Linked DNA regions of Homo sapiens: regions 2 and 3 are each linked to region 1. Evidence: read pairs that join two places in POLR2A ChIA-PET (ENCODE). Cell type or tissue: PC-9. All regions are shown on one strand. Each heading gives the region's core, and the rest is flanking DNA. Links, peaks and the distances in the headings are about the cores only. Region 1 holds the start of DDX56 (DEAD-box helicase 56). Region 2 has its middle 8.4 kb from the start of PPIA. Region 3 has its middle 15 kb from the start of CAMK2B.

The links. Peaks named below come from ENCODE experiments on the same cell type or tissue, not always from the same donor. Only the 100,000 strongest peaks of a DNase experiment are listed, where the experiment ranks them.
Region 2: POLR2A ChIA-PET joins it to region 1 with 14 read pairs; 22 of 35 experiments call an interaction of 5 or more read pairs at or near these places.
Region 3: POLR2A ChIA-PET joins it to region 1 with 10 read pairs; 3 of 35 experiments call an interaction of 5 or more read pairs at or near these places.

What each region holds. Positions count from the first base shown.
Region 1 is chr7:44,569,483-44,579,691 of GRCh38, reverse strand. DDX56 (DEAD-box helicase 56) reads left to right here and starts at 5,784. Exons shown (of 14, transcript NM_019082.4): 1 at 5,784-5,856; 2 at 5,948-6,109; 3 at 6,642-6,802; 4 at 6,948-7,118; 5 at 7,255-7,345; 6 at 7,956-8,200; 7 at 8,815-8,934; 8 at 9,564-9,677; 9 at 9,789-9,883. The coding sequence starts at 5,797. It overlaps TMED4 (transmembrane p24 trafficking protein 4), which reads left to right. Exons shown (of 5, transcript NM_182547.4): 5 at 64-1,798. The coding sequence ends at 213. RefSeq lists an enhancer at 6,018-6,167. In PC-9, for the core only: no CTCF peak of the experiment used is centred there; a DNase peak (open chromatin) is centred at 5,691; H3K4me3 peaks cover 2,972 bases; H3K27ac peaks cover 1,500 bases.
Region 2 is chr7:44,783,183-44,793,391 of GRCh38, reverse strand. No RefSeq gene overlaps it. Among named protein-coding and RNA genes, the nearest start is that of PPIA, 8.4 kb to the left of the region's middle. RefSeq lists enhancers at 5,574-6,077, 6,078-6,582. In PC-9, for the core only: no CTCF peak of the experiment used is centred there; no DNase peak of the experiment used is centred there.
Region 3 is chr7:44,335,615-44,345,823 of GRCh38, reverse strand. No RefSeq gene overlaps it. Among named protein-coding and RNA genes, the nearest start is that of CAMK2B, 15 kb to the right of the region's middle. RefSeq lists an enhancer at 6,916-6,985. In PC-9, for the core only: no CTCF peak of the experiment used is centred there; no DNase peak of the experiment used is centred there; H3K27me3 peaks cover 1,089 bases.

The sequences.
Region 1 (10,209 bases), core at 803-8,802:
GAGGGACCTCACAACAGCCAGACTGTTTCTCCTGCTCACTTAACCCTGTGTTGCCCCACACAGTATCGTGAAGAGCGCTTCCGACTGACGAGCGAGAGCACCAACCAGAGGGTCCTATGGTGGTCCATTGCTCAGACTGTCATCCTCATCCTCACTGGCATCTGGCAGATGCGTCACCTCAAGAGCTTCTTTGAGGCCAAGAAGCTGGTGTAGTGCCCTCTTTGTATGACCCTTCCTTTTTACCTCATTTATTTGGTACTTTCCCCACACAGTCCTTTATCCACCTGGATTTTTAGGGAAAAAAATGAAAAAGAATAAGTCACATTGGTTCCATGGCCACAAACCATTCAGATCAGCCACTTGCTGACCCTGGTTCTTAAGGACACATGACATTAGTCCAATCTTTCAAAATCTTGTCTTAGGGCTTGTGAGGAATCAGAACTAACCCAGGACTCAGTCCTGCTTCTTTTGCCTCGAGTGATTTTCCTCTGTTTTTCACTAAATAAGCAAATGAAAACTCTCTCCATTACCTTCTGCTTTCTCTTTGTCCACTTACGCAGTAGGTGACTGGCATGTGCCACAGAGCAGGCCCTGCCTCACTGTCTGCTGGTCAGTTCTGGGTTCACTTAATGGCTTTGTGAATGTAAATAAGGGGCAGGTCTTGGCCCTAGAGGATTGAGATGTTTTTCTAAATCTTAGAACTATTTTTGGATAAATTATATATTTTCCTTCCTAGTAGAAGTGTTACTGCCTGTAACTAGCTCAAAATACCAATGCAGTTTCTGCATTCTGGGTTTTGTTTTTCCTTTTTTTTTTTTTTTTTTTTTTTTGAGTTTTGCTCTTGTCGCCCAGGCTGGAGTGCAATGGCGTGATCTCAGCTCACTGGCAACATCTGCCTCCCGGGTTCAAATGATTCTCCTGCCTCAGTCTCCTGAGTAGCTGGGATTACAGGTGCCCGCCACCACGCTCAGCTAATTTTTGTATTTTTAGTAGAGATGGGGTTTTACCATGTTGGCCAGGCTGGTCTTAGACTCCTGACCTCAGTTGATCCACCTGCCTCAGCCTCTGCATTCAGTTTATTCACATATTTTTGGTAACTCCCATGGCAGCTCCTAGGATTTCAGCGGTCTGTGGGCCAGAAAGCAGGCACCAGGGCTGACCTCAAGGCCGTATCAGAGGGCCAAGCAGAGTTCTTTTGGATACCTGCTTTTCATCCCACAGGGCCTTAGAGTCAGAGGTAAGGTAGCAACAGAGCTAGAATGGGGCAATGCACTCTTACCCTCCTTCTCAACTTTTATTTAAGCTGTGCTAAATGTTTTCTTCAAGGGAACCAGATTTAGTTCTTTACAGAATTTTCCAGTGAAATAAAACATGTTGTAATAGCTGTGTTTGAGATGAAATAAGAGGTTGTGGGTAGAGGGGAGGCACCTAAAGGAAAAGAGGAAAGGTGCCTGGGCTACCTATGCAGATAACCTGGAGTGGACTTCACTGTGGACTCGTGGTACTAAGGCTTGGCCTGGACAGGCAGTCTAGGGGGTATGGGAATACACGGTGTGGTTGTTCAACTATTTGCAAAGGTCAACCAAATAGACCACATGTTCGCAAAGTATCATCTGAGGAAATTAAGTACCTTCTTAGCCCTCTCAGTCATAAATTTGAACAAATTTTAATACACTTCCCTCATGCCCTTCTATATAAAACTTAATACCATTAGTTCCCCATTCTTGACATTTTATTTCAGTTTTTATTATATATTTATTTGAAATATTTATTAAATTATCTGACCTACAGAACTAAATTCTTCTCCTTTTGTTATTTCTTATGTCCTATACCATATATGTACCTATTTATATATATATTTATGTATTTTTAAAATTTTTATTTATTTTATTTTTTGAGACAGTCTTGCTCTGTCGCCCAGGCTGGAGTGCAGTGGCATGATCTTGGCTCACTGCAACCTCTGCCTCCCGGGTTCAAGCAGTTCTGCCTCAACTTCTGAGTAGCTGGGATTACAGACACCCACCACTACACCCGGCTAATTTTTGTATTTTTATTTTATCTTATTCATTTATTTATTTTTGAGATGGAGTCTCACTCTGTCGCCCAGGCTGGAGTGCAGTGGTGCAATCTTGGCTCACTGCAACCTCCACCTCCTGAGTTCAAGAGATTCTCCTGCCTCAGACTCCCGAGTAGCTGGGATTATAGGCGCCCGCCACCATGCCCAGCTAATTTTTGTATTTTTAGTAGAGACAGGGTTTCACCATGTTGACCAGGCTGGTCTTGAATTCCTGACCGCAGGTGACCCGTCTCGCCTCCCAAAGTGCTGGGATTACAGGTGTGAGCTGGCCGGGCACAGGTGATGGGGTCTTGCTCTGTCCCCAAGGCTGGAGTGCAGTGGTGCCATCACAGCTCAAAGCAACCTTGAGCTCCCAGGTTCAAGTGATCCTCCTACCTTACCCTCCCAAGTAGCTGGTACTACAGGTATACTCCACTGTGCCTGGCTATTTTTACTCTTAAAAATACATGTGGGCTGGGCACGGTGGCTCACGCCTGTAATCCTAGCACTTTGGGAAGCCAAGGTGGGTGGATCCCTATAGCCCAGGAGTTCGAGACCAGCCTGGGCAACATGGCGAAATCTTGTCTCTGCAAAAAATACAAAAAATTTAGCTGGTGGCACATGCCTATAGTCCCAGCTACTTGAGAGGCTGAGGTGGAAAGATCACTTGAGCCCGGGAGGTCAAGGCTGCGGTGAGCCATGATCGTGCCACTGCACTCCAGTCTGGGCAACAGTGATCCCATCTGAAAAAAAAAAACAAAAAAAAAAATGCAATTTAGGGCCAGGTGGGGTGGCTCACGCCTATAATCCCAGCACTTTGGGAGGCCAAGGCAGGGGGATCGCCTGAGGTCAGCAGTTTGAGACCAGGCTGGCCAACATGGTGAAAACCCCTCTCTACTAAAAGTATAAAAATTAGCCAGGCATGGTAGTGTGTGCCTGTAATCCCAGCTATTCAGGAAGCTAAGGCAGGAGAATCGCTTGAACCCGGGAGGAGGTTGCAGTGAGCAGAAATCGAGCCACTGCACTCCAGCCTGGGGGGCAGAGGGAGACTCTGTCTCAGAAAAAAAAAAAAAAATGCAATTTAGTTCTCTAGGCTTTTCCATTTAATAGTTTTATATCCTCCTGTTTCTAAATCTGGATGACAGTGTAACACTCCAGTAAGGTGAATTGTGAATTGCTGAAATTCTTCAGATGTTTAAAAGAGTTTTCAGTATTCCTCATGTTAGAATTAATGCAGAGAAAAATTTTATCCTTTGAACTAGTTACATGTTGTGGACTTCTGGCCTGAGGCTCTTGGGGATTATGTGACATATTGGGAAGGGACACATTTCTGCTCTGTGGCTGTTACTAGAAATCTAGCCAGCAAATCAGACTACGTTTGTGAGAAGACAGGAAGGCACAGATTAGGGTTGAGCCAGCCTTCAACAGGTTTGGCTGGCAGTAGACACAGTGGAGCACATCTTAACTATTTTGGTAGGTCCTGGGTTTCTCTTGGTAGTTTTTGATAGAAAGGGGAATGGTGTGAGGAAAAAGTGGGCATACATTTCACCTTTCCACTGATAAGGCAGGTGGAATTGGGATAGTCAGTGGATGGGCCAATAGCTGGTGGCTGTGAGAAGAATAAGGATTTCCATACTGGTGTGTCATATTTACAGATAGGTTGTGACCTAAAAAGTTTTTTAAAAAACAGCAGTTAGGGCCTGGGCGCGGTGGCTCACGCCTGTAATCCCAGCACTTTGGGAGGCCGAGGCGGGCGGATCACAAGGTCAGGAGATCGAGACCATCCTGGCTAACAACGGTGAAACCCTGTCTCTACTAAAAATACAAAAAATTAGCCGGGCGTGGTGGCAGGTGCCTGTAGTCCCAGCTACTCGGGAGGCTGAGGCAAGAGAATGGCGTGAACTCGGGAGGTGGAGCTTGCAGTGAGCTGAGATCATGCCACTGCACTCCAGCCTGGGCGACAGAGTGAGACTCCTTCTAAAAAACAAAAACAAAACCAAAACAGTAGTTAGGGTACACACACACAAATTCTAGTGATTTTCCCCCCAATACTACCCTTGACTTTTGAAATTCTTGCTTTCTCAGAGTTTACAACATCCTTACCAAACAGCCTTCTCCCTCCTTACCACAAAAAAAGAAAAAAAAGTTCTGGGGTTGAGGGGACACTCCATTCTTAACATCCTCTATTATCCCAGCCCAATTCCCCAGCTCTCACTGGGACTAGTTGTACCTATCTTCATCATTTGGTCCCAGCATGACTACCTGTTGGTGCATGAGCTGATCTCTCCTAACCTAACAGCCAGATGCTAGTCTCTGGTACTCAGATGCTGGGCTGCATCAGATAGGATGCACAGGATCATCCTGGAAGCTTGTTGACATAGATTCCTGTGCAACACTCAGATATAGTCTTAATGTAGATTTGTGTTGGGTGGTATGGTAGGTAGAATAATGGCCTACCACTCTGAAACATATGAATATGTTACCTAACATGACAGAAGAGAATTAAGTTGCTAATCAGATGACTGTAAAATAAATTATCCTGGATCATCTGGATGGGCCTAATGTAATCACAAAGGTTGTTTCCTTGCCTTTTCCAGCTTGGCTCTGGCTCCCTTCCTCCAGCAAGGGTGGGTTGAGCTCTCACATGGCACCACTTTGACCTCTTCTGCTTCCCTCTTCTACACTGAAAGACTTATGGGCCAGGAGCAGTGGCTCGCACCTGCAATCCCAGCACTTTGGGAGGCCGAGGAAGGCAGATCGCTTGGCCCCAGGAGTTCAAAACCGTCCTGGGCAACGTGGCGAAACCCCATCTAGAAAGAAAAGAAGAGAAGGGGAGGGGGGAGGGGAGGAGGAGTTACATATATACACATACACACACACACACACGTACGTACATACATACATACACGCTAACTGGACGTGGTGGTGCGTGCCTGTAGTCTTAGCTTTCCAGGAGACTGAGGTGGGAGGACCACTTGAGCCTGAGATCGCGCCAGCCTGGGTGACAGTCAGACCATGTCTCAAAAAAAAAAAAAGATTTGTGATTAGGATTCTTAGTCCTCACCTGTATTATTTTCCTATTGCTACTGTAACAAATTACCACAAATTTACTGGCTTAAAACGACGCAAGTCTGTAGGTCAGAAGTCTGACACGGGTCTTAACTGGTGACCCGAGTCAGATTTGGGACACAAAGAACAGAAACCAAGCTGTGCAGGTTTCTGACAGGCAGTCCGGTTAGGGAGCCCTACAGCAACCCGCCGGTCCTCTCTCTCAGGCAGTTGCTGCCATGGCTCATTATTCCAACCGGTTCTCCTCAGCCCAGTCTATCTCAGTGGCTCCATTCATAGGGTGATGTGCCCGGCGGGACACTAACCCTAACCAAGCAGAGAGACGGTCATGCCCGTCACGACCTCGGCCCTCGCCCCGGCCGAGGCTTCTCCTGCAGGTCGCGAGAATCAGGTGCGTCAGCGGCGTCCGGGAACGCCGGAAGAGCCAGTGGAGCGGCTCTGTAGTCCAAAGTACCCCGTCGACCCCAGCACGGCCGCTCCACCGCCTCCTACTAGACCCAGTCCTAGGGACTGCGCAGTCGCAGAGCTCCGTCCGAGTACCGGAAGCCTAGGCCGCCAGCACTTCCGGGAAGTGACTTCGTCTCCGAAGCCGATTGGTTGTTGCTTTGCTCCCGCTCGCGTCGGTGGCGTTTTTCCTGCAGCGCGTGCGTGCTGCGCTACTGAGCAGCGCCATGGAGGACTCTGAAGCACTGGGCTTCGAACACATGGGCCTCGATCCCCGGCTCCTTCAGGTACACGCGAGGGCTGGGGAGCCGGCTTACGGGCTCTGCGGGGCGCGCCATCGCTCTTCACGCCGCTTAAACCGCACTCCTGGTCTCCTAGGCTGTCACCGATCTGGGCTGGTCGCGACCTACGCTGATCCAGGAGAAGGCCATCCCACTGGCCCTAGAAGGGAAGGACCTCCTGGCTCGGGCCCGCACGGGCTCCGGGAAGACGGCCGCTTATGCTATTCCGATGCTGCAGCTGTTGCTCCATAGGAAGGCGGTGGGTAACGAGAGAGCTGAGGGGAGGAAGGAGGCAAGCTCCAAAAGCCTGGGAAGGGCGGTTCCCGTTTGTCTGAGGTTTTCTCTTGGCCCTGTACCCGTGCAGGCCGGCCTGAGAACCTGGTGCTGTTGTGGCAAACACTCTGGGCTGGAGTTCAGGTTACCTGGATCCTTGTCCGGCCCTGCTACCACCAACCTTTGCGTAATCTTCGACAAAGCACTTTCTTTTCTTTCTTACATAAAAAGGGAGCACATCTATCTTTTCTACTTACAGAATTATTGTGAGAATTTAGCTTCATAACTAGTATATTTAAAGTAGCTTCATAAACATCAGAGTACGTTATTCTTTTTGAGGGTCAGTGCCTGGGGAAAGAACTCTCCACTCTGCATTCTGAGGCGGGCAGAGTGATAGATGATCAAAGTACTGCTAAGTAGTGTTGCAGCAGATGGGTCAGGTAGGCTGGAAGGGGTAGAGACACGTGGACACAGTGATGTGCACTGCTGGCTAAAGTCTTTAATTCATATTCTTACAGACAGGTCCGGTGGTAGAACAGGCAGTGAGAGGCCTTGTTCTTGTTCCTACCAAGGAGCTGGCACGGCAAGCACAGTCCATGATTCAGCAGCTGGCTACCTACTGTGCTCGGGATGTCCGAGTGGCCAATGTCTCAGCTGCTGAAGACTCAGTCTCTCAGAGGTGGGTAAAAGCAGCAAAGCTGTACCTGAATGAAGCTACACAGTGTTGTGGGGTTGGGTTTGTGTGTGGCAAAAAAGAGAGCAAATCCAGGGTGAGATCCCAGCTGCTACATTCTGCCTGATACTGATGTCTTGTCCACCTCCAGAGCTGTGCTGATGGAGAAGCCAGATGTGGTAGTAGGGACCCCATCTCGCATATTAAGCCACTTGCAGCAAGACAGCCTGAAACTTCGTGACTCCCTGGAGCTTTTGGTGGTGGACGAAGCTGACCTTCTTTTTTCCTTTGGCTTTGAAGAAGAGCTCAAGAGTCTCCTCTGGTAAGGCAGAGGTGGGTGTGATTCCTAGTGGAAACATCTGTGAGTAGGAGTTGGGACGAGAGCGGGGTGGCTGGAAGCCAGTTACTACAATTAGCGGCCCTTGGAGCTGGAATCTGATTGGATTCTTTCATTTCAGTCACTTGCCCCGGATTTACCAGGCTTTTCTCATGTCAGCTACTTTTAACGAGGACGTACAAGCACTCAAGGAGCTGATATTACATAACCCGGTAAGAGGCACCATGGAAGTGTCTGGAGCTGCAGACATGGGGGCACTCAAAGATCTTGATGCTCCTTCTTAGGGGATTCTTTGGTGTTTTGGGTGGGACAGTTGTCACTTAGTGTCTCATCCCTGGTCCTGAGGCACTAAAAGCCAGTGGTCTAAAATCACTATATATTTCCAAGTGTCCACAAGGGATGTCTCCCATTTCAGGCCATGCTTTGCCTAAAATCCTGAGCAAGGACCTCCCCTAAGGGGCAGCTTTGAGCAGCAGAGCCAAAATTCTAAGGCCAAGGTTCTCATCTTAAGTAAACTTTACCTTTCAGAAGGCCTGTTGCTGTAGGCCTTCCCTTCTCAATGTAGTCCTTTATTGATGTGTTTCTCTTTGTTCTGTGCTTGGAAGTATTTTATATATGGTTTATATGGTATACTCTATATACCACAACAATAAGGGCATTTTGGGGTTTTAGGTTACAAAACTGGAGGAGAGTTAGGGTGCCAGGAATCCTTAAATGCATCTCTGCCCTGCACTAAAATGTTGATGCTTTGGTTGGTGAGTAAGTGGCCATACATCTCTGTGTTCTTTTCCTTTCTGACCACAGGCCTGTTTTCTCCCCCAGGTTACCCTTAAGTTACAGGAGTCCCAGCTGCCTGGGCCAGACCAGTTACAGCAGTTTCAGGTGGTCTGTGAGACTGAGGAAGACAAATTCCTCCTGCTGTATGCCCTGCTCAAGCTGTCATTGATTCGGGGCAAGTCTCTGCTCTTTGTCAACACTCTAGAACGGAGTTACCGGCTACGCCTGTTCTTGGAACAGTTCAGCATCCCCACCTGTGTGCTCAATGGAGAGCTTCCACTGCGCTCCAGGTCTGCCACAGCCAACATCTTGGTTGAAATAAGTTGAAGATAGAGATGGAAAGGGGACCCAGTTAATGTTCTGTTTCTTAAGCACTTAGTAGGGGCCAGGTTCTAGATGTGACTGATACTGACTTCTCCCAACTCCAAAATACCTATCATGGCCGGGCACCATGGCTTATGCCTGCTGTAATCTCAGCACTTTGGGAGGCCGAGGTGGGCGGATCGCCTGAGGTCGGGAGTTCAAGACCAGCCTGGCCAGCATGGTGAAACCCCGTCTCTACTAAAAATACAAAAATTAGCTGGACATGGTGGCAGGCACCTGTAATCCCAGCTACTCAGGAAGCTGAGATAGGAGAATTGCTTGAGCCCGGGAGGTGGAGGTTGCAGTGAGCCAAGATCGTGCCATTGCACTCCAGCCTGGGCAACAGGAGTGAAACTCTGTCTCAAAAAAACAAAACCCTATAATTATTTCCAGCTGAGGAAACTGAGGCACAATGATTAAGTAGGGAAAGAGATTAAGAAGAGGAAAAAGGAAAGGGTGATGGTTACTGTGATACTAGGGATGGCAGAGGGGCCTTGAGCTTGCTCTGCTGAGCTGATTCTCTGTCCGCTCTTGGCTGCAGGTGCCACATCATCTCACAGTTCAACCAAGGCTTCTACGACTGTGTCATAGCAACTGATGCTGAAGTCCTGGGGGCCCCAGTCAAGGGCAAGCGTCGGGGCCGAGGGCCCAAAGGGGACAAGTGAGTCCATGCCTCTTTTTCCATCCCTCCCCAGAAATGCCTGTGTTTTTAGCTTTTTGGAAGACTAAAACCAGAGTGCACAGAGCAGGGAGCCAAACCTTCCAGGCCTGGCTGGTAGTGTAGCCCAGAGAGCCCCACAGGTTCTTGCTCAGCTGCCTGGATATAGAGAAGGGAGTGGATGGTGCACACTGCACATGCACCACGAAGGGCAAAACTGCCGGGGTTGTTGGCATGCAGAGCCCTGCAGGGGAGATGGCCCATCCTGCATTGGTGGTATGGCTGTGACTTGCAGGGAGCATATTTCTGAAGGGAAAAGGAACCCCCCAACTCTCCAGTCTCTGTCCAGCTGAAGGCTTGACTAGCTCAGAGTTGGTTTTCAGATCACCATGTAGGGCAATGAGTTCTGCTGTTGTCCCAGAACAGAGGTCAGGCCGAGATTTGGGTACATGTCAAAGCTCCAGGCTGCCCCAGGAAACCCTGACTCCTGGAACGGTTCCATTGTTGGAGAGTCCTCTGTATGTCAGGGTCTTATGATCTACAGGCATTTAGAGGAAGTTTTGCTGATTCAGCGTGTGAATACGTGCCCAGAGGAGAGGAAGGGTCCGGCTGACATTGAGTTATCTCTGCAGGGCCTCTGATCCGGAAGCAGGTGTGGCCCGGGGCATAGACTTCCACCATGTGTCTGCTGTGCTCAACTTTGATCTTCCCCCAACCCCTGAGGCCTACATCCATCGAGCTGGCAGGTAGTAGTGTGACGGCCCAGGCATCTGCATGGTAGGCACACTGAGGGACTTGGGGTGTGCTGGACAGAGCCTGCGGGTTGGAGATGCAAGCTGCACTGTCTTCCCTTGCAGGACAGCACGCGCTAACAACCCAGGCATAGTCTTAACCTTTGTGCTTCCCACGGAGCAGTTCCACTTAGGCAAGATTGAGGAGCTTCTCAGTGGAGGTAAGAGCCTGGCTCTTGTGGTCCTGGGCCAGGGTCAGGCTTCTTCCACAATGCTTTAAAACTCCATGATAATGATGACAGAGGTCACAACATAGTGTGACAGGCCACTTCCACCATCCATCCTTGTTCTGCCCTGAGTGGCAGGCACTGTCCCCCTTGAGAGATAAACAAATTGAGGTAATTTGTCCAAAGTTGTGTTTACTGTCTGCCTCATGAGCGTTGAGTGACCTGACAGGCTGCTGTGACAGCTCAGGACAGCACCTGACCCCAGGGTGCTGGGTGGTCCTGGACTGCTCTCTGTGGCCGTCGTCATGGGGGTACCTTGA
Region 2 (10,209 bases), core at 1,346-9,345, 210 kb before region 1:
AAAAAGTAAATGAATGCATGAATGAATAATAAATAGGCTGGGCGTGGTGGCTCACGCCTGTAATGCCAGTGCTTTGGGAGGCCAAGGCAGGAGGATCGGTTGAGCCCAGGAGTTCAACACCAGCCTGGGCAACAGAGGGAAACCCTGCTTCTACAAAAAAATATGTATTTTCTTTTATTTTTTATTTTTATTTGTTTGAGACAGAGTTTCGCTCTTGACGGAGTGCAATGGCTTGATCTCGGCTCACTGCAACCTCCGCCTCCTGGGTTCAAGCAATTCTCCTGCCTCAGCCTTACAAGTAGCTGGGATTACAGGCATGCGCCATCACTCCCGGCTAATTTTGTATTTTTAGTAGAGATGGGGTTTCTCGTGTTGGTCAGGCTGGTCTTAAGCTCCCAACCTCAGGTGATCCACCCACTTCGGCCTCCCAAAGTGCTGGGATTACAGGTGTGAGCCACCATGCCCGGCCTATTTTATTTTTATTTATTTATTTATTTATTTATTTATTTATTTTTTGAGACAGAGTGAGTTTTACTCTTGAAGCCCAGGCTGGAGGTCAATGAATGGCGTGATCTTGGCTCACTGCAACCTCCACGTCCTGGCTTCAAGCAATTCTCCTGCCTCAGCCTCCCAAGTAGCTGGGATTACAGGCATGCACCACCATGCCCAGCTAATTTTATATTTTTAGTAGAGATGGGATTCATCATGTTGGTCAGGCTGGTCTCGAACTCCTGACCTCAGGTGATCCGCCTGCCTCAGCCTCCCAAAGTGCTGGGATTACAGGCATGAACCACTGTGCCCGGTCAAAACATTTTTAAAAATAAAAATTAGCCAAGCACGGTGGTGCATACCTATAGTCCCAGCTACTCGGGAGGCTGAGATGGGAGGATCACTTGAGCCCAGGAGGTTGAGGCTGCAGTGAGCCATGATGGTGCCACTACACTCCAGCCTGGGTAACAGAGCAAGACCCTGTCTCAAAAATAAAAATAAAAATAAAAATAAATACATCCGGCTGGGTACAGTGGCTCATACCTGTAATCCCAGAACTTTGGGAGGCCGAGGCAGGTGGATCACTTGAGGTCAGGAGTTCAAGACCAGCCTGGCCAACATGGCGAAACCCCGTCTCTACTAAAAATACAAATATTAGCCTGGTATGGTGGTGGGCTCCTGTAGTCCCAGCTGCTCAGGAGGCTAAGGCAGGGGAATCGCTTGAACCTGGGAGGTGGAGGTTGTAGTGAGCCAAGATCGAGCCACTGCACTCCAGCGTGGGTGACAGACTGAGACTTCGTCTCAAAACAAATAAATGAATACATCCTTGTGACTTGTCCTCCCTCTCGCTACTATTTGAAGTCCTGCCTTTTTGTCACCGTCAGCATTGTCACAGCAAAGTCCTAGTTCTTGTCATTTCATCTACACAGGCATGGGGTATGTACACTCAAGAATACAAATGTTCATGTTTTGTTTGTTAAGTGGGGAGCTGATATTCTGGGGGTTCCTTTTCTGACATTATCTGTTGAGTGGGACTGTCTAACTGTGGAAAATATCAGCAGACACAGAACCTCAGGAATGTGGAGCTGTCCATGCCTTATTTGGATGAATCAGACCAAAAGCAAATCCAGCTGAACTCAACAGTGCCCTGTTCTGGCTAGATGGAGGTGTTCCATGCCAGCAAGCAGAACTCTGAAACTCAACTGTAGCTCCTGATCATATAGCATCTTATAAACAAATGCTTATCTCAAAAATGTGCCTGAGCAAGAGAGAAGGTAACCAGGGAAAAAATTAGGGTATTCAAAATTATGAAAACAGACGACTTTGGGTAGTAACTTGTCTTCTCTGTGCCTCTTGCCCAAGGCCTAGCTTGGTGCCTCTGCTCTCCAGGCTGAATGGAAACCGCTTCTGCTGAGACCATCAGTGACCTCTCAGCCCACAAACCCAGGTGCTTTTTGCAGGTCTGACACTGCCTGCATCAGACAGGTTTCATCACCTCCTTGATTGGAAAGCTTCCTTTCCTTGATGGCTTTGACTTTTCTCTCATGTTTCCTTTACCATTTCCCCTTTAGCTTTTTCACAAATTTCTCCTCTGTCAGAATTAAGCATTTGATCTTGTTTTGTTTCCTTACATACCCTCCAAGATGAACCTCATCCTTTCCCATGACTCAAATTCTCAGATGATTCTAAACCAAGTTCTCAGTCAGGCACAGTGGCTCACACCTGTAATCCCAGCACTTTGGGAGGCCAAGGCAGTCGGATCACCTGAGGTCAGGAGTTCAAGACCAGCCTGGCCAACATGGTGAAACTCCATCTCTACTAAGAATACAAAAATTAGCTGGGTGGTGGTGTGCACCTGTATTCCCAGCTACTCGGGAGGTTGAGGCACGAGAATCTCTTAAACCTGGAAGGTTGAGGTTGCAGTGAGCCAAGATCGAGCCACTGCACTCCAGCCTGGGCAACATAGCAGAACTTTCTCAAAACAAACAAACAAAGAAAAAAAACCAACCAAGTTTTCTAGCAAGCAGTAGAAAACTTCATCAATACTGGCTTAGACAGGAGTTTATTTGTCTCATACAATAAAAAATCCAGAGGCAAAGAGCAACTCAAAGGTGCTCTTAGTAGAATGGACCTACTAAGTGGTGATCAGAAGTCAGAAAAGCAATGTGGAATAACAAATTCAAATAGGTATCACATTATTAGCCCTAAGAGTTATGCAGGCCCTGAAGTATATGAAAGATTCCTAAATGCCTGTCAAGCACAGAAATGGTCAGAGACATTAATCTTTATTTTTTTTCTTTTTGAAACAGGGTCTTACCCTGTTGCCCAGGCTGGAGTGCAGTGTTGATCCTCCCACCTCAGCCTCCTGAGCAGCCAGGACCACAGGCATGTACCACTACACCAGTTAATTTTTTAAAAAGAATTTTATTTGCTATGTTGTCAGGCTGGTCTCAAACTCCCGGGCTCAAGTAATCTTCTTGCCTCGGCTTCCCAAACTGTTGAGATTACAGGTGTGAGTCGCAGCACCTGGCCCAGAAAAGACATTTATATTAATATAAATGAGGATTTCATCAAATATAAAAGCGTTTAGAAGAAGAAGCAAAAGAGACCCGCACATTCCACCCAGGGAGGGCATGGAGAAAGAACAGTGAGTGGAAGGAAAACAGGTCTGTGCTGTCCTCAAGCATAGAGGTCTTTCTATGGCAGGCACCCGGGGCAGCCAAAAGGACACTGTCCACAGCCAGGCCAGAGTCTAGCTGTCACACACATAGGCAGGTGTGTTGCATACCTCAGGCATGCGTTCAGGAGTTGTAATACTTAAGTGAATTTGTTTTTTTACAGCAACAACCTATAGTTCCATTTAAAAAGGGATAGTTATTTAATTTTAATTAAAACATATAGTAGTTTTTTTCTCACTTTGGTTTATGTATCCATTTTCAACAGCTTTGTTGAGGTGTTGTTTACACACCCTCAAATTCACTTGTTTTAAGCATACAATTTAATAATTTTTAGTAAATTCAGAATTGCGCAAACATCACAATCTAGTAATAGAAATTTTCTTTCACTCCAAAAGAAACCTGTGCTCTATTTAGCAACTCCCTGTTCCCGCCCAGTAAGCGCATATGTGGGCAAAAGTTGACTGAGACTTGTGATTTTTAATTGAAATATCACAAAACTTATTGCATTTTTTTTTTTTTTGAGACGGAGTCTCGCTCTGTCGCCCAGGCTGGAGTGCAGTGGCACAATCTCAGCTCACTGCAAGCTCTGCCTCCTGGGTTCACGCCATTCTCCTGCCTCAGCCTCCCGAGTAGCTGGGACCACAGGCGCCCGCCACCACGCCTGGCTAATTTTTTGTTTTTTTTTTTTTTGTTTTTTTGTGTTTTTTTTGAGACAGAGTCTCGCTGTCGCCCAGACTGGAGTGCAGTGGCACGATCTCGGCTCACTGCAGGCTCCGCCCCCGGGGTTCACGCCATTCTCCTGCCTCAGCCTCCCGAGTAGCTGGGACTACAGGCGCCCGCCACCTTGCCTGGCTAATTTTTTGTATTTTTAGTAGAGACGGGGTTTCACTGTGTTAGCCAGGATGGTCTCGATCTCCTGACCTCGTGATCCGCCTGCCTCGGTCTCCCAAAGTGCTGGGATTACAGGCATGAGCCACCACACCCAGCCTATTTATTTATTTTCGAGACAGAGTTTCGCTCTTGTTGCCCAGGCTGGGGTGCAATGGCGCGATCTCAGCTCACAGCAACCTCCGCCTTCCGGGTTCAAGCGATTCTCCTGCCTCAGCCTCCCCAGTAGCTGGGATTACAGGCATGCGCCACCACGCCCAGCTAATTTTGTATTTTTTAGTAGAGACGGGGTTTCTCCAGTTGGTGAGGCTGGTCTCGAACTCCCAACCTCACGTGATCCGCCCACCTCAGCCTCCCAAGGTGCTGGGATTACACATGAGCCACCGTGCCTGGCCTGCATTTTAATATTTAAGATAACTTTAAGTTCAACATATTTAAAAGTTTATTAGAGTTATTTAATAGTCAGGGAGGTTTTCTTTGTTAATTTGGACAATTACATACTTTAATTGGAAATCAAATTTATTACATTGTTAAATGTAGTTTAAGATGTTAGAAGATGCCTGGGCGCAGTGGCTCACACCTGTAATCCTAGCACTTTGGGAGGCCGAGGGAGGTGGATCACCTGAGGTCAGGAGTTCAAGACCAGCTTGACCAACATGGAGAAACCCCATCTCTACTAAAAATACAAAAATTAGCCAGCCATGGTGACGGGCGCCTGTAATCCCAGCTACTGAGAAGGCTGAGGCAGGAGAATCATTTGAACCTGGGAGACAGAGGTTGGAGTGAGCCAAGATCGTGCCACTGCACTCCAGCCTGAGCAAGGAGACGGAGAGAGACTCCGTCTCAAAAAAAAAAAAAAAAAAAAAGTTTGCAAATATGTTCAAAGAGTTCAAATTTGCTATACTTATAAAGAGACTAATATTATTTCTAAGGTAAACTTAAAACCCAGGAAAGAAGTAGGTTTTAAAATTATAGTTTATTTTTTACTAACCTGATGTTTTTAAAATAAAATAATAAAAAACAAAATTGTAGTTTAGGCTGGGCACAGTGGCTCACACCCATAACCTCGCACTTTGGGAAGCCAAGGTGGGAGGACTGCTTGAGCCCAGGAGTTTGAGACCAGTCTGGGCAACATAGTGAGACCCCTCCCATCTCTACAAAAAAAAATTGCTTTAATTAAAATTGTAGCTTTAATGAATTAAATATCAGTTGTTAACATATAATAACCCCTGAATAGTCTTTCTACATAGGAAAGCCACAGGACACAAAACTGCAACAACAGGTGCCTGGGATTGGACAGGAAAACCAGGAAAGAAGGAAGAAGGGCAAAAGTTGAGGGAGGAGCCACCACCATCTGTCCTGTTTCAAAAGTTTCCCAGGAGCCCCACTCGGCAGCTTCCACTCTTGGCTATAAGCATTCAGGAAGATAACTACAGTTGACCTTGAACGACATGGTGTTTCACCATGTTGGCCAGGCTGATCTCAAACTCTTGACCTCAAGTGATCTGCCCTCAGCCTCCCAAAGTGTTGGGATTACAGGTGTGAGCCACCGCACCTGGCCTAAATAGGCTTTTTGAGGAGTCAAAGGTTATATGTGGATTTTTGACTGTAAAGAGTATCAGCATCCCTAACGTCCATGTTGTTCAAAGGTCAACTGTATTTTTCTTTTTAGAGATAGGGTCTTGCTATGTTGCCTAGGCTGGAGTACAGTGGCTATTCACAGACACAATCGTAGTACATTATAGCCTTGAGCTGCTGGGCTCAAGCAATCCTGCCTGAGCCTCCTGAGTAGCTGAGACTACAGGTGCAGCCAGCATGCCCGGCTAAGGGTCAACTGTATTTTGATTGGGCCTGTGGCTGCCCACACCACTCAAGGTCCTGATAGTAAGGAAGAAGGCAAGAGAGAAGCCTGTTGTGTAGACAATGGGTGGATGTCTGATGCACTTATGACCTCACTCAGGAGGGAAGGGAGTGACTGGAGAGTCCTTGGGCACCTGGGGAGCTGGCACAAACAGAGCCCAGCATGGGCCTGAGGAGGACTCTACCAACTCTTCAGTGGACCCAGCCCTGAAGCACCCCTCTGGGGCGATGCTAAAGTTGAAGTTGGGGGCGGGGAGGATGCACCTGCTGGGTTGAGCCCTTAATCTCCGCCTGTGCCTTCAGGCCTCGGTGTCTAAGGTCTTCAGACTTTGCCTTCCACTTGAGCTCAGAAGGTGGGGAATTTCCCTAACAGGAAGGGCCACAATATCAAAAACAAAAAACCCCAGAAATAAGTCTTCAGTTAGTAAACACAGAATCCTAGAAAGTGTTAGTTGCTGTTATTAATGGTCATTGGGTTTTTTTATTTAGTTTTGTTTTGTTTTTTGAGACGGTGTCTCCCTCTTGTTGCCAAGGCTGGAGTGCAATGGCACGATCTCTGCTCACTGCAACCTCTGCCTCCCAGGTTCAAGTGATTCTGCTGCCTCAGCCTTCCGAGTAGCAGGAATTACAGGTGCCCGCCACCATGCCCAGCTAATTTTTTGTACTTCTAATAGAGACAGGGTTTCGCCACGTTGGCCAAGCTGGTCTCAAACTCCTGACCACAGGTGATCCACCCACCTCAGCCTCCCAAAGTGCTGGGATTACAGGTGTGAGCCACTGCACCTGGCCCTAATGGTTGGTCATTGTTAAATTCTCACAGCAGTCCTTTGAATATTTATTTATTTTTTTATTTATATTCTTATTTTTTGAGACGGAATTTCACTGTTGTTGTCCAAGCTGGAATGCAATGGCACGATCTTGGCTCACTGCAACCTCCGCCTCCCGGGTTCAAGCGATTCTCCTTCCTCAGCCTCCTGAGTAGCAGGGATTATAGGCATGCGCCACTATGCCCAACTAATTTTGTATTTTTAGTAGAGACAGGGTTTCTCCACGTTGGCCAGCCTGTTCTCGAACTCCCAACCTCAGGTGATCCGCCTGCCTCGGCCTCCCAAAGTGCTGAGATTACAGGTATGAGCCACCGCACCCGACCTTATTTATTTATTTATTTTTGAGACAGAGTCTCGTTCTGTTGCCCAGGCTGGAGTGCAGTGGTGTGATCTTGGCTCACTGCAACCTCCGCCTCCTGGGTTCAAGCAATTCTCCTGCTTCAGCCTCCCAAGTAGCTGGGATTACAGGCACATGCCACCACACCCAGCTAATTTTTGTATTTTTAGTAAAGACAGGGTTTTACCATGTTGAAAACCGTTGGCCAGGCCAGGTGTGGTGGCTCACGCCTGTAATCCCAGCACTTTGGGAGGCCGAGGCGGGTGGATCACAAGGTCAGGAGATCGAGACCATCCTGGCTAACACGGTGAAACCCTATCTTTACTAAAAATACAAAAAATTAGCCAGGCGTGGTGGCGGGTGCCTGTAGTCCCAGCTACTCGGGAGGCTGAGCAGGAGAATGGCGTGAACCCGGGAGGCAGAGTTTGCAGTGAGCCGAGATAGCGCCACTGCACTCCAGCCTGGGCGACAGAGCGAGACTCCGTCTCAAAAAAAAAAAAAAAACCATTGACCAGGCTGGTCTCGAACTCCTGACGTCAGGTGATCCACCCACTTCAGCCTCCCAAAGTGCTGGGATTACAGGCGTGAGCCACCGCGCTCAGCCTAAATATTTATTTTTACTATTGTTATTCTTTTTTTCTGAGACAGAGTCTTACTCTGTCGCCCAGGTTGGAGTGCAGTGGCACAATCTTGGCTCACTGCAGCCTCCACCTCCCAGGCTCAAGTGATCCTCCTGCCTCAGCCTCCCAAGTAGGTTGGACTACAGGTGTGTGCCACTATGCCCAGCTAATTTTTGCATTTTTAGTAGAGACAGGGTTTCACCATGTTGCCCTGGCTTGTCTCAAACTCCTGGGCTCAAGCAATCCACCCGCCTCAGCCTCCCAAAGTGCTGTGATTACAGGCATGAGTCACCACACTCGGACTCTCCTGATTTTTTTTGAGTGCACAGTTTGTGTTCATTTGGCCATGTCCTGTATTCAACTGCGCAATAACTCAAATTTAGCTCTGGTATGGGTTTGGGTCCTACCACCAAATGTAAGGTCAACATTTCCCACAAGGCCCAGTTCTCCAGGTTCCTGGGGTGATTTTGGTCCCTGAGGTGATCATCTTGGCTTCTGATGCCAAAGGCAGAATTGCAGGAGGTGAGGATGAAGCAGGAGGGAAAACAGCGGCAGCTGAAGATGAACCCTCTGCCCAGGGCCAGAGCAAAATGAAATGTGGGGCTCCTCATCCAAAAATTAACAAGAATTGAATTTCAAGACTGTAACAGCAAAGCATTAAACCAAACACGAAGCCCTTCTGAGCATGGGGTCTGTGCAGCTGCACACTCACACCCAGGACGTTGGCCTTGCCACTGCAGTCAACCTCTAGGTGCACCAGATGCAAGAGAGTTTGTACCCACTCACCCACTCTTTCCCAAGAGCCATCGCCCACTGCTCAAGGGGGAGAGTGGAGGCCAGTCCAGAGACCGAAGAAGCCTACGTGAGGTACAGATGCTGGAGTCTGAAGGTGGAGAAGGAGTGCTGAGAGGAGCCCTCCTAACACAAGGGGCCTTGCAGTGAGAGCCTGAGAGTGCCCCTGGGGAGGGGCATGAGTGAGACCTGGGGGCAGAGCCAGAGTTCTAGTGGGAACTTGCTGGACATGTCCTACACTGGCCACCATGGGGGCTGTGACAAGAGAACTGAGGCCTGTCAGGGTGAGTACATTCTGCAAGCAAGGAGCAGTGTGAGAAACACCACAGGTGTTCCCAGGGGTTGCACTGATTGCCAGGCAGCAGCCATCTCTCATTGGAGAGGGAAGGGAGAGCAGCAGCAGGCTACCCTGCTAGGGTGCAGGTGCACAGGGCTGACTGCAACAAACCCTGCAAACACGGAGATGCCAAACCAATAAAGGAAGGTGTCTGCCCTCAAATAATGTGAAGCCTTTGGTGAACTGAATTCCACAGCAAAGTCCAGACCCAGCTCCCTGAAGACTAGATGGGCTTGACCCCAACACTAACAGCCTGCCAGAGGAAGGTGTATGCAATTCTCCAAGCAGAACTGCTATTTACTTCAGTCTCTGCTATTCCTTTTTTTTTTTTTTGAGATGGAGTCTCACTGTGCTGCCCAAGCTAGAGTGCAGTGGTATAATCTCGGCTCACTGCAACCTTGGCCTCCCAGGATTAAGCAATTCTTCTGCCTCAGTCTCTCAAGTAGCTGGGACTACAGGTGTTTGCCACCACACCCGGCTAAGTTTTGTATTTTTTAGTAGAGACAGGGGTTCACCATATTGGCCAGGCTGGTCTTGAACTCCTGACCTCACGTGATCTGCCTGCCTCTGCCTCCCAAAGTGCTGGGATTACAGGTGTGAGCCACCACGCCTGGCCTCTGATATTCTTTTACACACAAGGTCTAGCATTTAATGACAAATTCTTCAGCCTGGCTGCCTTCAAACTGGGTCATCAACTCTTTCCTGCCTTCAGATTGAAACTGAAACATTTGTCCTCCCCATGTCTTCAGCTTGCTGGCCTTTGGACTGGAACTCATGCCTTCTGCTCTCCTGGGTCTCCAGCTTGCTAGCTCACCCTATAGATCCCTATATATTCTCTTTGTCTGGAGAACCCTAATCCAGACACCCCAAAAAACAAGATAATGTGATCCATCATTCAGAGAGGCAACAGTCAATAGAAGCAGATCCAGAGATGGCCTACATTCTCAGAGAGACATTGGCCATGAGAAATGTTTAACAGGATGCAGTGCAAAGAGTGTACAACATGCATGAAAAGGGGGGAGCCTGTTTGCCTGTTTGCCATGTGTGGATGCAGTGAGAAGGCACTGCCTCTATGAGGATACTCACTGATCTACAATGGGCATGATCCTTAGAAAAGCAGAGCTGATATGGCTGGGCACAGTGGCTCACACCTGTGATTAAAGCACTTTGGGAAGCGGAGGCAGTCAGATCACAAGGTCAGGAGATGAAGACCATCCTGGCTAACATGATGAAGCCCTGTCTCTGCTAAAAATACAAAAAAAAAAAAATTAGCCGGGCATGGTGGCCTGTGCCTGTAGTCCCAGCTACTCAGGAGGCTGAGGCAGGAGAATCGCTTGAACACAGGAGGCAGAGGTTGCAGTGAGCAAAGATCACACCACTG
Region 3 (10,209 bases), core at 684-8,683, 230 kb after region 1:
ATCTATAAAATTACCCTTCCTCGAGTTTCCATTTCCAGCTATAATGGAGTATTTGGAGCAGATCACTGACCCCACTGAGAACAACTAGAAAATCCAGATTAAAAAAACTGGTTTGAAGGCACTGGACAACTGCAGATAACCAGGGCTTAAGGAACCAAGTTTCCAAATAGAAGAGAATTGGAGAGAGATGAGCTGATATTCTGCACATCATTTACCCCTCCAGGTGATGACCAGTTCTTAGAGAGGCTAGGAATCTGAGCATAGGACTATTACTTTAAGAGGCAGAGAAGCCAGCAGATCTTTCAGCAATTTCATGGAGAAGAGAATAAAAAATTAATTATAGAGCTGACAGGATAGCCAGCACCCAAGAGGCCAGGAGCCCCAAACTCAGAGGTTTCCCTTGAAGCATTTGCCCATGTATTAAATACACATGGTGAGGAGCTAATAAGAAAGCCAGTGAAAAGATGAAGTTTTTCTATGATCTCATGGTTATGAAGAGACAAAAATGGGAGTTCAGGACCCTAGCTGGGGTCTCAGGAGGGCAACACCCTAGGGGTGGGCATGAAGCAAAGAGAGAATGAGATGTAAAAGGACTGCAATCCTGCCTCATGCTGCTTTGGATGAAGGTAGTCTGCTCACACTGTAGCTGCCCCAAGGATAAGGTGAATGGTCTCTGGAGGAAGTTAATGGAATCCAGAGCTTCTATAAATTGTTGCACACTATGTCCAACATTCAATTAAAAAGTAATAAGCATACCAAGAAAAAAAAAGGGCAAAATTCCCAGGTGATACAGATATTAGAGGTATCAGACACAGACTTTAAAACAGCTATTAATATTTTAGAGAAAACAGGTAACAAGATAGACAATTTCACTAAAGAAAAAATATATAAATCTCAGAGTTGAAAACACAGTAGCTGATATTTAGAATACAACAGATGTAAGAATGGATGGAATACAACAGGAGACAGGACTAATGGAAGTAGACTGGTAGGATTAGTAGAAGTAGAAGAGGATTAGTAGAAGACAGGACAACAGAAAATATCAAGACTGATACACAAAGAATTTTTAAAAGATGAAAAAATAGAGAAAAGAGTATAAGAGATATGTGGAACATGTTGAAAAGTTCTAATATATGTACAACTGAAGACCCAGAAGGAGAAAAGAAAGGTGATGGAGCAGAAGCAATATTAGAGTATGATCATTTTAGAAACAAATTAATGCCTTCAACCCACAAACTCAAGATACTCAGTAACCCCAAGCAGGATAAATACAAAGGCAATCTTAAATGTTAAAAGAAGCCAGAGGAAAATAGGGTAACCACAGGAGTAACAATCAGACTGATGACAGATTTTTCAAAACAAATTACTGGAGTCAGAAGGAAAGAAATAACATTTTTAAACTGCTGGAAAAAATCACTGCCAACCTGGAATTCTACAGAATTCTATAGCCAAAATATTCTTCAAAAATAAAGGTAAAATGAAGATTTTTTAGGGAAAAAAATGTTTTAATGTGTACAGGGAGTTCTTCTGGAATCTTGTCATCAAGGGTAACCACTGAAATAATAATAAAATGATGTCAATAGTAAGTAATAACATAATAGTAAATAAATGCATAACTAATAGAATGATAGGTATGGAGAATGGAATAATAAAAAATGTTTAATCCAAAGAAAGGCAAAAAAGAGGAAAAGGAATATAAAACAGGTGGGACAAAGAAAAAAATTCACATAGTAGGTATAAACTAAAATATATCAGGAAATACATTTACATGTAAATGGACTAAACACCCCAAGTAAAAGACTAAGATAGACTGAATGAAAACAAAATAAAACCAAAAAAAATTAAACTATATGTTGCTACAAGAGACACATCTTAAGTATAAGGATGCAGAAAAGTTGAAGGTAAAGGAATGAAAAAATATAACCATGTGTATGTTGTGGGGCCACTTTCTGACTTGATGATTCACTGGAAGGACTCACTGGCCTCACAAGAGCTGTTATACTCATGATCGCACAGTTTTTCTTTTTTTTTTTTTTTTTGAGGCGGAGTCTCACTCTGTCGCCCAGGCTGGAGTGCAGTGGCGCGATCTCGGATCACTGCAACCTCCGCCTCCCGGGTTCAAGCACTTCTTCTGCCTCAGCCTCCCAAGTAGCTGGGACTACAGGCATGTGCCACTACGCCTGGCTAATTTTTGTATTTTTAGCAGAGACAGAGTTTCACTATATTGGCCAGGCTGGTCTCGAACTCCTGTCTTTGTGATCTGCCCATCTGGGCCTCTCACAGTGCTGAGATTACAGGCATGAGCCACTGCACCTGGCCCACACAGTTTCTTAAAGCAGGAGGTTACAGATTAAAATCACCTAATGGAAAAGGCACATGAGCAAAGTCCAGGGGAAAGTGAGCACAAGCATCCAAATGTCCCCTCCTAGTGAAGCTGCTTGGAGTATGCTTAATTCTCCCAGCAACTATGTGCAATCACATACTAAGTACTGCCAATCGAGGAGGCTCATTTGAGCCTCGATGTCCAGAGTTTTTACGGAGTGTCAGTCACATAGGCAGGAATTGTCTGCATGACTGACCTTAGCTACTCAGCCCCTAAGAGGCCAAAGTGATACAGCATAGCCCAGGACCTCAGACACACATCACAAAAGCCACATTGTTAGCATAAGCTATCTGGTTTTACTGGTTTATAGGACTGCCACAACAAAATGCCAGAGACTGAGGGGCTTAAACAACAGGAATTTATTTTCTCACAGTTCTGGAGGCTGGAAGTCCAAGACCCAAGTGTCAGCAGGGTTGGTTCCTCCTGAGGCCTCTCTCTTGGGTTGCAGGTGGCCGTCTTCTTGCTTTGTCTGCATGTGGTCTTTGCTCTTTGTGTCTGTGTGTCCTACTCTCCTCTCTTAGAAAGGACATCTGTCAGATTGGATTAAGGCTCACCCTAGGGCCTCATTTAACTTAATTACCATTTTTTTTTTTTTTTTGAGATGGAGTCTTGCTCTGTCTCCCAGGCTGGAGTTTAATGGGGCAATCTTGGCTCATTGCAACCTCCACCTCTCAGGTTCAAGCAATTCTCCTGCCTCAGCTTCCAGAGTAGCTGGGATTACAGGTGCCCGCCACCACACCCAGCTAATTTTTGTATTTTTAGTAGAGATGGGGTTTCACCTGTTGGTCAGGCTTGTCTCGAACTCTTGATCTCAGGTGATCCACCTGCCTCGGCCTCCCAAAGTGCCGGGGTTACAGGCATGATTAATTATCTCTTTAATGGCCCTATCCCCACATACAGTCACATTCTAAGGTGCTGGGAGTTAGGGTTTCAACCTATGAGTTTTGGGGGAACAAAATTCAGTCCATAACACTGACTTAATGGATACAGCATGGCCCAAGGTCTCAGGCAAACAAAAACAAGCTTTCAAGCAGGATATTCCAAGGGTTGCCTCTCTGGAACCTACCAAGGGGAAGTCCATTCTTGGCATGTGCAGGCCCTGGACCAACCAAGCCTGATGAGTTAACCTTTTTCTGCACACCATGAAAGCACTAATCAAAAGAAAGTTAATGCAGCTGTACTATCACTAAATGAAATAGACATTAAGAAAATAGGACAACTGTAGAGGAGGGGGAACATAAAGTGATAAGGTGGACTCACCAAAAATATACAATGTAAAAATCTATATGAACTGCACATAACTTCATATTATATAAAGTAAAAACTGACAATGCTAAAAGGAGAAGGAAAAATTGGCAATCACAGTGGAAGACTTTAACCCTCCTCTTATAATAAATAAGAGAACAGCAGACAAAAAACTCAGCAAGTAGAATACCTGCCTAACGTGATGAACAAACTTGACATATTTGACAGCTGTAGAATGCCATACCCAATCATGACAGCGCACGCACGCTTTTCTGATGCATATGGAACATTACAAGAATTGATCATATGGTTGAGCCATAAGTTTCAACACATTTTCAAAAGATTAGAATTATTCAGATCATGTCCTAGGAATAGAAGGGAGCTTTCTTATTCTGTTAAAAAAGTATCTATAAAAAACCTTCTTAATGATGAAATATTTAAAACCTTCCCCCTGAGATTTGGCATGAGCTGAGGATACCCACAATACTACTCGACATTGTCCTGGAGGGCCCAGCAACCACAAAAGGCAAGGCGAGCAGACCTAAAGGGAGGAGAGGAAGAAAGAAAAGTCATTATTTACAGATGACATCATTGTGTGCATCAACTATGCAAAAGAATTTCAGGCAACTTCTTAGAATTAATATGCAAAATTGGCAAGGTTGTTGGCTATAATGTTGCTGTGGATGGAATTGTGTCCTCCCAAAATTCCTGTGTTGAAGCCTTAACCCCCAGTGTGATTCAGTTTGGAGTGGGGCCTTTAGGAAGTAATTGAGGTTAAACGAGGTCATATGGGTGCCATCCTAATCTGATAGGATTGGTGGCCTTCTAAGAAGAGGAAGAAAGATCTCTCTGTCCCCATACACAGACAATGGGTAGCCAGATGACAGCCCTCTGCAAGCCAGGAAGAGGGCCCTCACCAGAACCCAACCATGCAGGCACACTGATCCTGAACTTCCAGCCTCCAGAACTGTGGGAACACTAATCTCTGCTGTTTAAGCCACCCTGTCTGTGGTATTTTGTTATGGTAGCCTGAGCTGACTAGTACAAATGTCGATATTTTTAAAATTGTGCTTATATGTATCAGCAACAAACAATAAAAAAAGATATAAAAATTACCATTTATTAGCTGGGCATGGTGGCTCATGCCTATAATCCCAGCACTTTGGGAGGCCGAGGTGGGTGGAACACCTGAGGTCAGGAGTTTGAAACCAGCCTGGCCAACATGGTGAAATCCCGTCTCTACTAAAAATACAAAAATTAGCCAGGCATGGTGGTGGGCACCTGTAATCCCAGCTACTTGGGAGGCTGAGGCAGGAGAATCGCTTGAATCCGGGAGGCAGAGGTTGCAGTGAGCCGAGATCGCGCCACTGCACTTCAGCCTGGGCGACAGAACGAGACTCTATCTCAAAAAAAAAAAAAAATCATTTATAATAGTGTTCAAAACCAACAAATACCTAGTAGTAAATCTAACAAAAGACATGCAAAACGTTTACACAGGAAATTATTTACTGAGATAAGTACATCTAAATAAGTGGAAGGATATATCCCATATTTGTGGATTGCAAGATGCAATATTAAATAATTTTGATTCTCTGGAATCTGAGCTATAGTTTTAGTGCACACACACCCCACCCCCAAATCCTAGAAGCGTTTTGATGGTGTGTGTATGTGCACGCGCTTGTGTGCGTGTGTGTGTGTGTGTGTGTAAATGACATACTGATTCTAAAATCTACTTGAAATTGCAAAGAACCAAGAATAGGTAAGATAAATTTGAAGAAGGAGAAGGAAGAGGAGGTAGAGGAGGAGGAAGAGGACAAGGATGAGAAGGGGAGGAGGAGCAACATCAAAGCTGGAGGACTTATACTACCATGCATCTAGACTCACTGTAAAACTACAGGAATCATCCAGTGTGATCTTGGTCAAGTACAGACAAATAGAATAACGGAATGAATCAGAGTCCAGAAACACTTTATCATATAATGGGAAAATAATTTTTTATAAAATTATTCCCGGGTGAATTGAATATATATATGGAAAGAAAATCTTGATGTCTACTTTACAACACAAACACCCCCACTTAATTCATAAGGATTGTAGAACTAAATCTAAGGAACAGACAATAAAGCTGTAGGAAAATAAACCATAGGTGATCATCTTTATGACCTTGGAAGTAGATAGTAATTTCTTAAGTGGGATATAAAAAGCACAAATGCCATTGAGCAAAAAAACTGATAAATTTGCTCACATTGAAATTAAGAACTTATATTTCTCAAAAGACATCATTAATAATGTGAAACAGGGTGAAAAGACAAGCCAGAGTGGGAAAAGATATTTGCAGTGAATGTATCTGACAAAGGACTCCTATCCAGAATATATAAAGAGCTTCCACAGGTTGGGTGTGGTGGCTTATGCCTGTAATCTAGCACTTTGAGTGGCTGAGGTGGGAGGATCGCTTGAACCCAGGAGCTTGAGACCAGCCTGGGCCATAGGGTAAGACCTCGTCTCTACAAAAAAAAAAAAAAAAAAAAAATTAACCAGGAGTGGTGGTGCACACCTGTAGTCCCAGCTACTTGGGAGGCTGAGATGGGAGCATTGCTTGAGCCCAGGAGGTCGAGGCTGTAGTGAATTGTGACGGCACCACTGCACCCTAGCCTGAGTGACAGAGTGAGACCCTGTCTCAAGAAAAAGATGAAAGAAAGAAGAAAGAAAGAAAAAGAAAGAAAGAGAAAAGAAAGGAAGGAAGGAAAGAACTTCTACAAATCAATAAGGAAAAGACAATCCAATAGAAAAATATGTTAAAAACATGAACTACATTGTACAAAAAGGGATATCCAAATGGTCCAAAAACCCATGAAAAGGCACTCATCCTTAAGAGCACCTCATGAGTCTTCAGGGAAATGAAAATTAAAAACCACAATGTAATATGCCCCCCCACCCCTGACCACACTCACTATAATGACCAAAAATCTTACAATACCAGTTGTCATCTGCAAGACTATGGAGCAACCAGAACTCTCGTGTTGTGCTGTGGGAATGTAAGTCAACACACTTTGAAATCCTGTGGCAGTGTCCATTAAAAGCGAGCACCCACATACCCAGTGACCCAGAAATTCCATGCCTAGATATTTGCTGAACAGAAATGGATGCTTAAGTTCACCAGGACATGAACAAAGATGTTCGTCATAGCATTATTCGTAACAGCTCAGAACTGAAAACCACCCTGGTGTTCATTATCGGTAGAATGGGGATTTACATAATAAATGTATAAATATATGTAAATAAATTCACATGATTTAGACTAGACACATGATTTAGACTAGACGAAAAAGTTGCTATTGCTACATACAGAAACATATTTGAATATCACAAACATAACATTTGGGGGTTTTCCCAGACACAAAAGAGGAACTACTTTATAATTCTACGTATTTAAACCTCAAAACCAGGGTATACTAGTCTATGTTGGCAGAGGTTGAGATAGTAGCTACCACTATGGGAGGGGAGAGGACATAAGGTATGCAGATATTGTTCCTTTTCTTAATTGAAGTGCTGAGTGAAGGTGGAAATTTACTGAATGTTTACTTGTAATCTGTGTGCTTTTCTATTTACATTCCACCTCATTAAGAAACCATTATGGAAGTCATCTTCCTTCTGTACCCTTGCTCCATTCTGTTGCCCTCTTCCTTCTTCATGCCCTTACAGAGCTGCTGCTTTTTTGTTTGTTTTATTTTGAAGTAATCTTAAATTTACAGAAAAGTTGCAAAATAGTAAAAAGAGCTCCTATATACTATTCAACCAAATTCCCCAGTTGTTAATACTTTACTACATTTGACTTATCAGTCTTTCTCTCTATATATATACTAATGTATTTTTTTCCTGAATCATTTAATAACAAGTTGTAGATGTGATTCTTCGTCATCCCGTTAAGCCCTTGTGCAAAACAAGGGTCCTTTCCTATATGAACACAGTACAACTGTCAAAATCAGGAAATTGATCTTTATCTGATATTACCATTGAATCCACAGATCCATTCAAAGTTTGCTTATGACATTACTGCCTTAATAATTTCATCAACTATGCAGAGGCAATGCTGTGTTCTTCCTACAGCATTTATATCGGGGGCTCACAATGCTGACTTGTCCCACTCTTCTATCGCATGGTTAAGATGGTGTCTGCTGGATCTCTCCATGTAGCGCTCCTTAGTCCTTCCTGTAGATCTCAGTTTCCATCTGGTATTATTTTCCTTGCCCTGGAGGATGTCCATAGCTTTGACTGTATTACAGGTCTTCTGTCAATGAATTCTCAGTCTTGTCTAAATGTCTTCATTTCAACCTTGTTTTAAAAGGGTATTTTTGCTAGATGAGTATCTTTTTGGTTGAAGCTTTTTTCCTTTCAGCACTTTCATGATGCCATTCAATTGTTTCTGCCTCCATTGTTCCTGGTGAGAAGTTGGTAATGATTCTTATACTTGTTTCCCTGTAAGTAATGTTATACCTCCCAGCAAACCCAGCTGCTTTCAGAATTTTCTTAGGTTTTCAGAACTGTGTGTCTGAGTGTTGTTATTTTTTCTGTTTATCCTGATTTGAGTTTATTGAGACTACTGGATATGTAAATTGATGTTTTTCATCAAATTTGGGATGTTTTGGCCATTATTTCTTCACATATTTGTTCTGCCCCAATTTTACTACACCTTTTCCTTTGAGACTCTGATTACGTATGTGTTAGATTATGTGATACTATTCCACAAGGTTCGCAGGCTCTATTCACTTTCCTTCAGCCTTTTTTCCTTGTGATCTTCAGATAATGTTTATTGATCTGTCTTCATGTTTATCGACTCTTCTACTATCTCCAATCTGCTATTAAGCCTTCCAGTGAATTTTTCATTTCAATTATTATACTTTTTAGTTTTAAAATTTGTATCCAGATACCATTTTGGGGCTGAGTTTTCCTATATACTCACTGATTAAGACTATATCTTACTTTAATTATTTGGACATATTTATAATCGCCACATTACAGTCTGCTAAGCCCAACATCTGGGTCATTTTAGATTAAGTTACTGTTCTATAGTCTGCTTTATTCTTGCCTGGGCATCACATTTTCCTATTTCCTTATATACCTGGCAATTTTTTTTAAAAATTGAATACTAGATTTTGTGGCTAATATATTGTGAAACTCAAAATTGTGTTAACTTCCTCTGAAGAATGTTGATTATTGTTTTAGTAGGCAATTTAATTATTGGCAGATGACTTTGAACTTCCTTACTTAGGGTTCATGTTTTGTTACTGCAGATGCACGGAACATCCAAAATGTTTCCTAAGCCTCTCTAATTTGGCATGACTCAGTTCTTCCCTTTGTATGTGCAGCTTAGTTGTCAGTCAAGGACTTGCAGAGCTCCTGTGTGGGGTTCTGGGACCCCTGCGTGCACAGCTCCCTCTTCTCCAATGCTTGGCTCCACGCATGCCCACTGCTCCCGCTGCTCCACCTCTTCAGCTCCACATGACCCCCGTGCCCTGCCCAGACTCCGGTGCCGTGTGCCACAGTCAGAAAACTCTGTCGGGGAGCACGGAGCAATCACGGGGCTCACCTCCTAAGCGTCCCTTCCCACAGGGATCTGAGTCTTGCACTCCCTGAAAACAGCTGCCTCACGTACTTTGTCCAGATTCATGGTTATTTTTGGTGGGAGGGCTAGTCTGGTAAAACAGCTAGAAGTGGAAGTCACAAGTGATTTTGGCTGGAGAAGGTGATGCTTGTTTCCACATCCAATTTGTCCATGCCCTCCTTGACCTACTGCAACCCAGCCTCTGGCGTTTCTCTGCCTGGAGACTTCTCGACCCAGCTTCCATGACACTCTTCTCTCCTGGATTTGCCCCCGCCCCTTTACTTGCTCTTTCTTTGTCTCCTTAATCACCCCTTCCTCAAACCATCTCCTTGATGCCGCCTCCCTCAGAGACCCCTTATGAGCCCTTTTCTCTCCTCCTGTGACACTCACTAGACTGCAACTCAATCCTTCCTTCTATTGATCATTCTCCCGCCTGTGCCTTCAATTCTTCTCTTTATCTTGGCCTCTAGGCCATATTTTCACTGATACTGCAGGTAGTGGATATTTAGGAGGCCCTTAAACACTACACTCCCTAATTGGAATTTAATATCTGTACCCCATACCTGTTCCTCCTTTTCGTTTTCCCTTTATCCTGCCATTATAGAAAAATAGGAGAGATCCATGCAGCCCCAGCCCCTCCACACTCACTTCTCACTTGCAGTAGGCCACCAAGTCCTGATTCTGAAATATTATTCCAAATGGATGTCCTCTAGCCCCCCGCCAATACATGATAGCTCCTGTTAGCACTGTTAGCATGGATAGTGGCTACAAAGCTGAGGTTGCTACATATGGAGTTTCCAGGGTGTGGTAAAACAGTAGTTAGGCCTGGCCCCCTAGCAATTTCTCTCTGGGGTCAGGGGGAAGTGTTGGGGAGGGGGAAGTTGAGGAGGGGTTTAGAAGATCCCTGGGAGCTTGTGGAGGGGACCCGGACCTACCCAATTCCTGCAGAGGCCCACAGTCCTGGTAGGAGGCTCTGAGG